2 separate regions of the Mus musculus genome follow, and region 1 is linked to region 2. Evidence: chromatin loops called from intact Hi-C (ENCODE). Cell type or tissue: gastrocnemius. All regions are shown on one strand. Each heading gives the region's core, and the rest is flanking DNA. Links, peaks and the distances in the headings are about the cores only.

What was found. A loop is a pair of places that touch in the nucleus more often than their neighbours do. Peaks named below come from ENCODE experiments on the same cell type or tissue, not always from the same donor. Only the 100,000 strongest peaks of a DNase experiment are listed, where the experiment ranks them.
Region 1: it touches region 2 in a loop (4-fold over the local background); 9 of 42 quality-filtered maps call a loop at or near these places.

What each region holds. Positions count from the first base shown.
Region 1 is chr11:110,500,099-110,505,479 of GRCm38, forward strand. All of the region lies in intron 10 of Map2k6 (mitogen-activated protein kinase kinase 6), which reads left to right. Among named protein-coding and RNA genes, the nearest start is that of Gm39446, 26 kb to the left of the region's middle. In gastrocnemius, for the core only: no CTCF peak of the experiment used is centred there; no DNase peak of the experiment used is centred there; H3K27ac peaks cover 477 bases.
Region 2 is chr11:111,443,228-111,448,608 of GRCm38, forward strand. No RefSeq gene overlaps it. Among named protein-coding and RNA genes, the nearest start is that of Gm30158, 67 kb to the right of the region's middle. In gastrocnemius, for the core only: a CTCF peak has its summit at 2,753 (motif pointing left); no DNase peak of the experiment used is centred there.

The sequences.
Region 1 (5,381 bases), core at 57-5,056, 940 kb before region 2:
GCTCCCGGACTGTATGAGGGAGAAATGGAGTTATGTACTCGAAGCACGCATGCGTTCGTTTCTCTCTGCTCTAGACCCGAATGAATAAGGTTTACGTTCCCGCTGCCACGACTTCCTGCAGCGCTGGACTGTAGCCTAGAATTGTGAGCCGAGATAAATCATTTCTCTTTTAAGTCATGTTCTATTATGGTATTTTATTCCAGTAACAGCTGTAAGGAGTTGGATATTGACTACAGCATAGAGCCAAAGTTTAGCAAGGCCTACTGGAAAGCTAGGGGTGGGGGATAGATGTCAAGAGTCTCTGGGACTAAGAAGATTGTTGGACATTCAAGAATGTTTCCCGGATGCTTCCAAGTCCTGCAGAACTTTGCCTTCTGCAGAACCCATGTTATCTGTGGATGGACTTGTCCCGGTAGGCATAATAGGTACTGCCGGGGGTTTGGAGGCTAATCCAAAGAGGGCTGGAGCACGGAGAGAGAAGGAAATGACTAGTATAGTCAGAGAGGATAAAAGAGGACACAATATCTTCCAGGTACTCACATGATTTCTGTCTGCACCGCGGCCACGATGCTTAGCGTCGTCACGTGACAGTAGTGGCAGCCGCGGATGCAGCTGGGAGGAGGATGTCAAGAGGGCAGCCCGAGTGGAACCCAGTTAGTTTAGACAGCTATCCTGTGAAAGCAGATGGAAACTTCGAGCGAGTGGGTGGGTCAGAGCTGGCTCTGATTCCAGCTGTGTCTCGTGGAGGGAGTCATTCCTGCTCAGACTCGCTGCGTGAATTGACCTAGACCTGGGAAGGGCCCCGAGGTACAGAGGATACCGAAGCAACACACCTTTGGTCTCCTTGCTCCTTTGGACGTGGTGTTCCAAATACAGTTTTTACTGGGGACCGTGATGACACTGGGCAATGCTTGGTTGCTTAAGGCTCTTGGACCGGTACTTGGTGCTCACCCATCTGCATCCGCATCCCCATCCTGGTGCTTTCCCTTAGTGTTTTACAAGGCTACCCTGGTGGCTTATTCTGAGTTTTAATTTTGGCCGAAAGACCAGAGAGAACTGGAGTACTGGGCTCTAGGACAGTGTTGTTGGGCATCTTTCATAAAAATGCGCCCTCTCCCCTCCTGAACAACCCCTAAGTCCAGTTAGTGCCATTGGTCTTCAAACAAGAGTGACCCCCCTCCCTTTGCAGCCACTAACTACACAGGTCCCCCCACGAGCGGTGGGGTCTCCCAGGGACCCCTTCCACAGCCACACTGGAATGTCTTGTTCCTCAGGTCTTCTTGCTGCTATAAGTGGGTGTGTGCAAAAGCCGTGCCACTTGCAGAACCCAGTACCTCACAACTCTCTCCCTGACCTCTGGCAGAACCCAGTACCTCACGACTCTCTCCTTGACCTCTGGCTTGTGCATTCTTTCTGTCCCTTTTAGAGGCGAGAGGCACCAAGCTGAGATGAGATGGAATCTCAAAGTACTGCTACTCTGGCATTCTGGGATAGCTAAGCAGGCTGAGACCTGAGTGTTTATTGGCCATTCCCGTTTCTTCTTTTGAGAGTTACCTATTTGGTCCCTTAGCCTGTTTATCGGTTGGAAGATTTATTTATCTGGGCATTTAAAATGTACCATTATGTAGTAGAGGAAGCGAATCCTTGTCCAGTGTATAGATGGCAACGATTTTTCTCCTGTTGGCTGTCCTTTTCACTCTGATAATGATTTACTTTGTTGCATGGAAACTTTTAAATTTCATGTAATCCCACTCATCAGCTCTTGGGATTATTTTCTGTGGTTTTGGAGTCTTTTGCCTATGTCCATATCTTGAAGTATTTCAGAGCAAAAACAAAGAAACAGTAATTTAAAAATACCTCCTTTATGTATTTATTTTAAAAAAAGCACAGCCGAAGGCTGCTTCTTTTCCCCAGTACATGTTTTTATCATTGAGATTTTAAGGAACTTCCAAGGTGGGCCGTACTGACCTGTATTAGTTACATGTTACATAAAAGACCAAACTCAAGGAAACATGGAAGAAAGAGTTCATGGGTTTGGAGGGATAAGTCTATCATCGGGGAGGCAGAGCAAGCAGCAGGCAGCAGACTTGGTAGCTGGAGCAAAAAAAGCCAAGGGCGCATGTCTCGAATCTCAAGCAGGAAGCCGAGAGAGAGTGAGCCGGGAGTAGGGTGAGACCCTAAGTTCTTGAAGCCATCCCCTGTGGTATACTTCCTCCAGCAAGGACACACCTTCAAAACCATCCCAAACAGTGCCACCGAGTACAGCCCAACTATTGAAACGTGTGAGACTATGGTGTGTGTGTGTGTGTGTGTGTGTGTGTGTGTGTGTGTGTGTGTGTACGTACATCTCTCAAACCACCACATGACCAAAAGGCCTTGTTTTTTCATGTTTGTAATAGAAAGTTCTTATAGTCTAGTCTTGTAGAAGGCTTAATATGATTTCCTTTTTAAAAATAAGATCTTAGCAGATAGATCATAAACACACACATATCTATATGGAATACACACTATATATACATATGTATATATAAATAATGTATACATATTGTATAATGTATATATATTGTACATGTGTTTGAGTATATATAGGTGTTCATACACATATGCTGTGTATGCTCTTGTGGTATATAGATGGTGTGTGTGCCTGTGAGGGGAGCCAAGGCCGACCTCAGGCGTCCTTTCTTGAGTATGACCACCTCATGATTTGAGGCAGGGTCTTTTATTCAATTAGGCTGCCCAGTCATGAAGCCCAAGGATTTTCCTATCCATACCTCCCCAGAGCTAAGATTAGAAGTGTGTGTTGCTGCTCTTGGCTTTTTATGTGGGTTTTGGGGGTCAACCTTGGGTCTTCATGCTTATGGGGTGAGCACTTTATGTCCCGAGCCTGCTCTCTGGCCCAGTAGTTTTCTCTCTAACCTTTTCACATGTGTTGACACAGGCAAGCCACTAGAATACATTGCCTGCTGCTAGAATAGTTAGACTTATGTTTGCATTTCCTCCAGGCCTACTTTGGAGTCTCAGTGCCCAGCCGGCTAGCCTGGTGCCGTACCCAAGTGTGTTGGAGGCCCGTCCAGATGTCAATACTGTCTGACTCAGAGTAGCTAAAAATCAAACAGTCGATTAAGCATTGTCTGTTTGTTCAGAACAGGAAAGTAAAAGAGGCAGTAGGTATTTATTTATCTTTTGACAAATGTATGGCTTCGGAGGCGCACTGTGTTTTTATTCTGTGGACTGCACCAAATAGCCCTTCTTGGAAATGATCGGGGGGGTGGGGGTGGACATGGGGGTGGGGGAGCTCAAATAGGCAGAGAGCTCCTGGTCAGCATGAACTGCAAGCTGGCAATTCTCAAGGCAGCGTGGATTGGGTTTGTCGTGCCAGCCATGGTCAGGAGCCTGTGTTGTGGCATTTGGAAGAGGAATTAGAGAAGTTAGCTAATTGCACACTTGAAAATGACAAGCCACTTGAACATCCAAAAGCCAGATCCCATCCAAGAGGAAAGTGGTGTACCTTTGAACTCCGAGGTTGTTATTTTATATTGAGTTTCAAACATTTTCTACTAAACATGGAAAATTTGCTTCCACCCCAACTTTATCTTGGGTATTTTACTATTCTTAGTGCTTCTTTTGAAGTGTTTTTGATTTAAGATATGGAGGGAATAGGCTATATCCATTATACTAATTTAACAAATAGTCTTCCTTTGCTTGCTTTCTTTCCTTTCTCCCTTCCTCCCCCCTCACCTTCTCCCTCTCCACTTCCCTCCCTCCTTCTCTACCTCCCTCTTCTCTAACCTCTTGCCCCCCTCTGTTATTCCTTTCTTTTTCAATAAGGTTTAACTATATATATACTAGGCTGTCCTAAAAGTCTCTCTGTAGCCCAGGCTGGCTTTGATTCTGTAACCCTCCTGCTTCAGCCTCCTGAGTGCTGGAATTACAGGCATCATTACCATGGCTGGCCGCTGTGAAAGACCCTTTTGTTAGAATTCTATAGTCGGGGGCAAACTTTCCCTCTGATTAGGGGCTGTAAGTCAAGGGGTAGCTTACTGGGCAGTTGAACACAGCCTCTGAGGTCTGACAGATCTTAAATACTTTGTGCTTGATCAACTAAAGTGATTTTTCCTGAAAAAAAATTTTTTTAAAGATGGATCAAAGCAGAGAGGAAATTTTGCAAATTTTGCAAACGTTCTGGGGAGAAAAATGTCCTGTCTCATGGTTGCTTTTACTTAAAACTTGAAAGCCGAGGCAGGGACCGAAGATGTAGCTTGGTCATAGAGTGCTTGCCTAATCTGCACAAGGTCTGGGATTCTCTCTGCGATGCCACAATGAATCTTTAGAGCTTTTAGCCAGCCAGGAAGAAAGAATCCTTCTATTATACAGTAAACAGGGGCCAAACATCAGTGCTGCCATGGAGGTCATTGGTTGATACCGTGGTGCACTGATGGAGGTCAGGGGGTAACTTACGGGGGTCTGTTCTCTCCCACTCTATGGGCTCCAGGAATCAAACTCAGATTTCCAGGCTTGGCAGCAAGTGCCTGTTACCGGCTGAACCATCTTGCTGGCCCCTCAGATATCCTATTTAATCCCTTGAATATTATGTGTAGTTTTAGTGTTGTATTTATTTGTGTTATTTTATTGACTTAAGAAGTTAAATTGTTTAACCAAGGGAGGAGAATTCTGGGTTCAGATTTGCTTTGAATAATAGCTGGATATTTGAGGCTTCTGTATATGTAAAAAAAAAAAAAATCTAGGATTTGTAAGTGAGGTAACAATGTCCCCAGAGGATATTTCTTCTGCACTTATTTCTCAGATAAACTGATACTTGAATTTAGACAACCTTTTGTTCCTAGGAAGATGGAAGACAGAGATAGGAGGCATGAGGTAGTCGTGATGGGAATATAAACAAATGTCATGTAAGCCTCGTGGAGATGGTTCTTATGACTGCATTCCAATTGGGAGAAGGGTAGAGCAAGTGGGTTTTAAAGAGGGCCAGCCAATTACCCACAGTCCAAGTATTCTTGCCCTCTTGGTGTCTGCACCAATGGCATTTCCAACTGGACTGCTTTTGTTGTGGAAGACAGGCTTGCACACTGAAGGATGCTTAGCAACATCCTCTGCCGCTGTCAGATACCGCCAACTAGTTGTGACAACCAAAGACGTTGAGAAATGTCCTGTGGGATGGAGGTACAGAGTAGCTACCATTGGGAACCACCGACATGGACTCTCAGGGTACAGGCATATGCAAGGCCACCAGTGGGTTAAGAGCTCATTCATTTCACCCAGGTACACATTCTCGTATCAGCCCCACGCTGACAGTTAATGATTCTCCTTTCTAACGCACTCTCATTTTTATCCCAAGTTGAGATGAACTTTCTCTCATAGGTTGT
Region 2 (5,381 bases), core at 121-5,120:
CTTTATGTTAATTGGCTTCCTCCATATGTTAATCTTGACCACCCTCCTCTCTTACCTCTCCTCTGTCACATTATCACAAATAGGGCACACGTCCTGGTCATTGTGCCCCTTAAGTAGTGTCGTGTGTGTGTGTGTGTGTGTGTGTGTGTGTGTGTGTGTATTTGTAGTTTATCCCTTTTCACTGTGCTTTCTGTGTTATTTACTTTCGGTATTTTAAGCAAAAGGAATTATATTTCAAGGATCATTACCACCTGGTAAATATCCTCTATCTGAAGTTAGCAGCACATGCTAACTCAAACATTAAAGGGCAATGATACAAACACTAAGTTTAACTTTCCTACTCAACATTGTGTAACACTGAAGAGAAATTAGCTCATTCATAGACCAAATATCAGATCTCACAATTCTAGGGAACATGGGCTTCCACCACTAGCACCTCCTCTTTCTTAAAGACAAAGAATAGTTTCCTCCTAGTTGGATACAGGGCTGTAATTAGTCCTAGCTAACTGAAAGTAAGCAAAATTGCTCTGTCCAGTTCTTGAAACATATCCAACAGAAGGAAACAGTTTTGTCATCCAATGTACAATCTAAGCATGGAGCATAAGCAAACATTCTGGGATTTAAAAGAGCCTAAATCTTGTGGATGGTTACCATCCACCTACAGACAAGGATGTAAAGGATGCATGTTAAAGAAGAAGAAACAATGAAAATTAACTTTTATTTTCCTTTTTGAAAAAATGACTGGTGTGAGGCACTGTGTCAGGGTAGTACTTGGCGTGTAAGAATGGGGAGCTGAGTTTGAATATCCAGCTCCATGTGAAAAGCCAGGAGAAACAACAAGTGTTGTATGTAACCTCACTGATGGGCAGGCAGAGCCAGGACAACCTCAGGGGCTCACTGGACAGCCAAGCTGGTCAAGTTCAGCAAGAGGTCTTGCCTCATAACATAATGTGAAGAGTGACAGAGACATCTGACCTTGACCTCTAGCTTTTACATGAATGCGTGCCACCATGTACATGTGTGCCCCTCCCCACACACAAATAAATAACAATAACACACAAATAAATAAACAATCCCCAGGGGTTTAAATTTGTATGGCTTATCTTTGAATGTTATTCTGAAGTCTCCATCTGAAACTGGACTGTCCAAATGACTCATTTGCCTTTGATCTTTCTGGATTACAGTAATGTCTCTTGCAAAATCTCTGTAGGTCCAGGTGCTATATATGATAAGGTGAAACTTCACAGTCCTCTGGGCTCTAAAATCTTCTGTCTGAAGACATCTGTGGAGTTGACATTTTCCCCCCTCAGGAGTTAAATGGAAACCAGACAAAAATCAAGTCACTCGAATATAGCCACTGTATACTGTAAAGTGTGTCTGTGTGTCTGTGCGCATGTCTGTCTGTCTGTCTGTGTGTTTGCTCGTATGTCTGTGTCTGTCTATGTGTTCTTGGACAAAGGCAGCTATCTATTTACCTACTCGCTGTTGGTTTTTGTTGTTTATTCACACTGGATGAGAAATTTTAACAACTGAAGAGTTGATGTTTCCCTTAGAAACCAAAGTGATAGTGTATGTGATAGACTTGGAAGGAAGATGTTCAGGAGAACTTTTAAGGCATTTGTAAGCCTTTCAATGAAGGTGCTAGGAACTGAACTCAGGTCCCTTGCAAGATCAGCAAATGTTTTAAAAGCACTGAGCCACTTCTCTAGCCCCCAGAAACCGGAGGATTAAAGATGTTGAGCAATTTTCCTTGGTTATGCAACTCCGAACTAAATGGTGAAACCAAACTCAGACCCAAACACGTTCTCCTTCCTCTCTCAAGTGCTAAAAATACTTACTCCAATTCTGATATCTCCAGAGGATGAAAATGCAGCCTGGACATTACCTAAACAGACGTGTCATTGGAAAGCTTACCCTAACAATGGGATCCTGGCTTCCTGGAACACTTCAGTTGTTAAAATGCCCCTTTGAAGGAAGAAATTTTTCTCTTTAGTTTTATGCCAAAGGTAGAAGAAAAGCCTGCCTTGCCTAGGGCGGTGAAATCACTTCCTTGATAATTTCTACCTCTGAACCCTTCTCCTCCAAAGACTTATATCTTATTCTTCTTTGTCAAGGACAAGGTACAACTTAATGCCTTTCCATGGTTGAATGTGTTAGGTCACTAGAATTAGGTGTGTGGGTGGGGTAGGATGGTACTGAGCATATTGAGAAGTCTCTGTGATGTCTAGTGATGTGGCTATGTAGGGTATGTCTAGCTATGAATCAGGCTGTCCAATGAAAGATAACTAAAGGAAAATATTGAGTATAGTTCCTTCAGAGTCCTCTCTGTGTACCTAAAGCATAGATAATCTGTGAATATAGATGGGGTATCCAGGTGATTTCAGAATGAAAGAAGGTGTTGTTAATAAAGATAAGGTGTGGAAGTCTGGCCCATGCAAAGCAAAAGAATATGCTTGCGTATGTAGGTATGTAACATCTCTCCACTTAGATGTCGCATCTAAAGCAGTATGGCCAGGGGAGACCTTATTGAATATTTTGTACTTTGGGAATTAGTTTGCTGAAATTGATTGCTTAGATTTTATACATAAATCTGCCTTAAACACGTTTAACATGCTGTGTTTAGCATGGAAGCTGATGCAGACAGGCTGTGTGCTCAGCCTTGGGTTTTCCATCCAGTGGGACTATTTACCATCATTGATTGGGTTACTGGCTGAAACAGGCCTTTAAGTCCTTTGAAATGTGATCTCTTTCGCCCTCTGGTGGTTATTACATTAAAAAGTTAAGCAACGCACTGGATGGAGAAATCACAGCATAACAAATACTCAAATACTGGGGTCCCAGTTGGTGTAACCTTTAATTAAAAGCTACAGCCTTTGAATAAGAAATAAAAGCATTTTGTCCGTTTGCAGACTTCTGGGAAGTCAACTGTCTGCAAGTTTTCTCCACCAGGGCCAGGAAGTTGCCCACGCTGCTTTTGTAAACATAATATTCAGAGATCCCAGACATTCTGGCTTGACTGAAGAGGACTGCGCAGTGTTACATTCTCTCTCAGTATTTTGCTTGAAAAGCTTGCTGTGACTTGAAGGGGAATTTTGGAGAGAATGTCTGAACCATGCAAAGACTGCAAAGGGGTGGTTATACAGTAGTGCACTGAATGATACCTGGCCAGGCCCTAACCGACTTGTCTGCTTTGCATTTTGTTGTGTCTGGGAGACAGAAAAGGAGACTAGCCATTATCATGCGAAGCTATCATTAAATTATGTCAAGTGCCAGTTGGTGAATGACACCCACCTGCAAAGAAGAATGCAGGAACAAAGAGACACTTCATTGAAGGTCTTAGCTAGGTTTTAGGTTGCACACGGTTAACCTCTGATTCAACTGTGCATGAAAACAACACATGTTTCCTATGGTACTATCTTAGCTTTCTTTCTATTGCTGTGATTAGACGTTGAGTGAAAGCAACTGTGGGGCCTGGGGATTAACTTGATCTTACAGTTTACAGCCCATCACAGAGGAAAGCATTGGGAAGAAGTCAAGGCAAGAACCTAGAGGTAGGAACTGAGGCAGAGAGCATGGAGGCGTGCTTTTTACTGACATGCTCCCCATGGATTCATCTGCTTTTCTTATACCACCCAGGACTACCTGCCCAGAAGTGACATCACCCACAGTGAGCTGGGTCCTCCCATACCAATTACTGATTAAGAAAATACCCTACAGATTCGCCTACAGCCAATCTGATGGAGGTATTGTTGCAATTGAAGTTCCTATACTTAGTTAGCTCCATCATATATCATGTTAACAAATATCTGATTAAGACGTTTGACTTCTCGTTAACTTGGCAGACTGGTATATTGCTATTAAACTATAAACTTGCTTTTTTTGTAGTTTATCACCATGATCACATATTAATATCAACAGCACAATATAAAACAGTAGTTTTAAAAGTCTCACACTCTTTAAAAGTTCATTCAGACTATGTAATATACATATATATTTAAATATATTTATAAAAATATATAAATACTTAAATATATTTAATACATCCAGTTTCTGGAAGGCCCCAAAGTCACCTAACTATTTATTTTATTTAACCCATAAAATAAAACTTAGATTATATATTTTGTATTTCAAAAAGGAAAAAAAAAAAAACAGGCCACATATGAAACCAAGCTTCAACAGTGTGGACCAAACCCTGAAGCTCAACATCCGACATTTACTATTCACTCTGAATCTTCTGGGCTCCAACAGGCTTTGGCAGCACCCCTCTCAAGCCCGGCAATTCATGGCACACATAGCTCATTGGATAGGCCTGGGCTATCTCTACATCATAGCTGCTGCTATCCTTCACAGTCATTCCATAGACTTGGCATTTTCAATATGCTGGAGTATTCACAAATTTTACCTATACCAATAATCTTCTGGCTACTCTTTAGGAACACCAAAATTGGCACATTTTGCCAAGCTTCAACTTCTCTCCATGACCCCTTCAATCCTAGGGTTTCCACTGCATCGGAGGCTTCTCCTTCACCAATGGACTCTCATGACGCCAAGCCTCAGCTTCTCTCCATAACCCCTTCAGTATCTCAAAACCAGTGTCACGTTGGAAACTCGTGTGTGTGTGTGTGTGTGTGTGTGTGTGTGTGTGTGTGTGTGTGTGTGTGTGTTGTGTGCATGCGCATGTGGTATTTTATTTACTTTTTTATCAACTATTTGGAAATTTTACATAATGCACACCAATAACATTCACTTCCCAGTCCTCTCAGCTCCACTATCTTACCTTTGTACCCTCCCTGAAAGTGAAGAAGGAAGAGGAGGAGGAGGAGGAGGAGGAGGAGGAGGAAGAGGAGGAAGAGGAGGAGGAGAAATGAACACATTGACTAATTTGTGTTGTCCATATATACACTGGAGCATGGTTTGCCCCTGAATGTGCTGCCAGTGCAGCTGCACAATTGCCCTGGCTTTGAGCAATAGAGTGATGTCCAAGATGGAAGATGGTTCATTTCCTGGACTGGGCCTATGCAAAAGCCCTCCATGGTCTGTGCTACTCCTGGAGACCATGCTGGTATCCATGATCCATGCTACAGGCTGCGGTGATGCCCAAGGTCCATGTTGGGTGTTCATGGTCTGTGCTATCCCTGGGGAGACTCTTACACATTACTGAGTAGCCATATGGTACCCATACATGAAATTCTCAAAAATAAAATCAACAAAGAAAGAATCAAACGAAAACAATCACCATGAAGTATCTTCAATTCCTCATATTCCAATATGTATTTTCCTGGGCACTCATATTTCTGTATCACAAAGGAAGAATAAATGAAGGAAAGGGGGCAAAAAATGGATGAAAGGTGCAAACTTGGGAGAGGTTAGAGAAATGACAA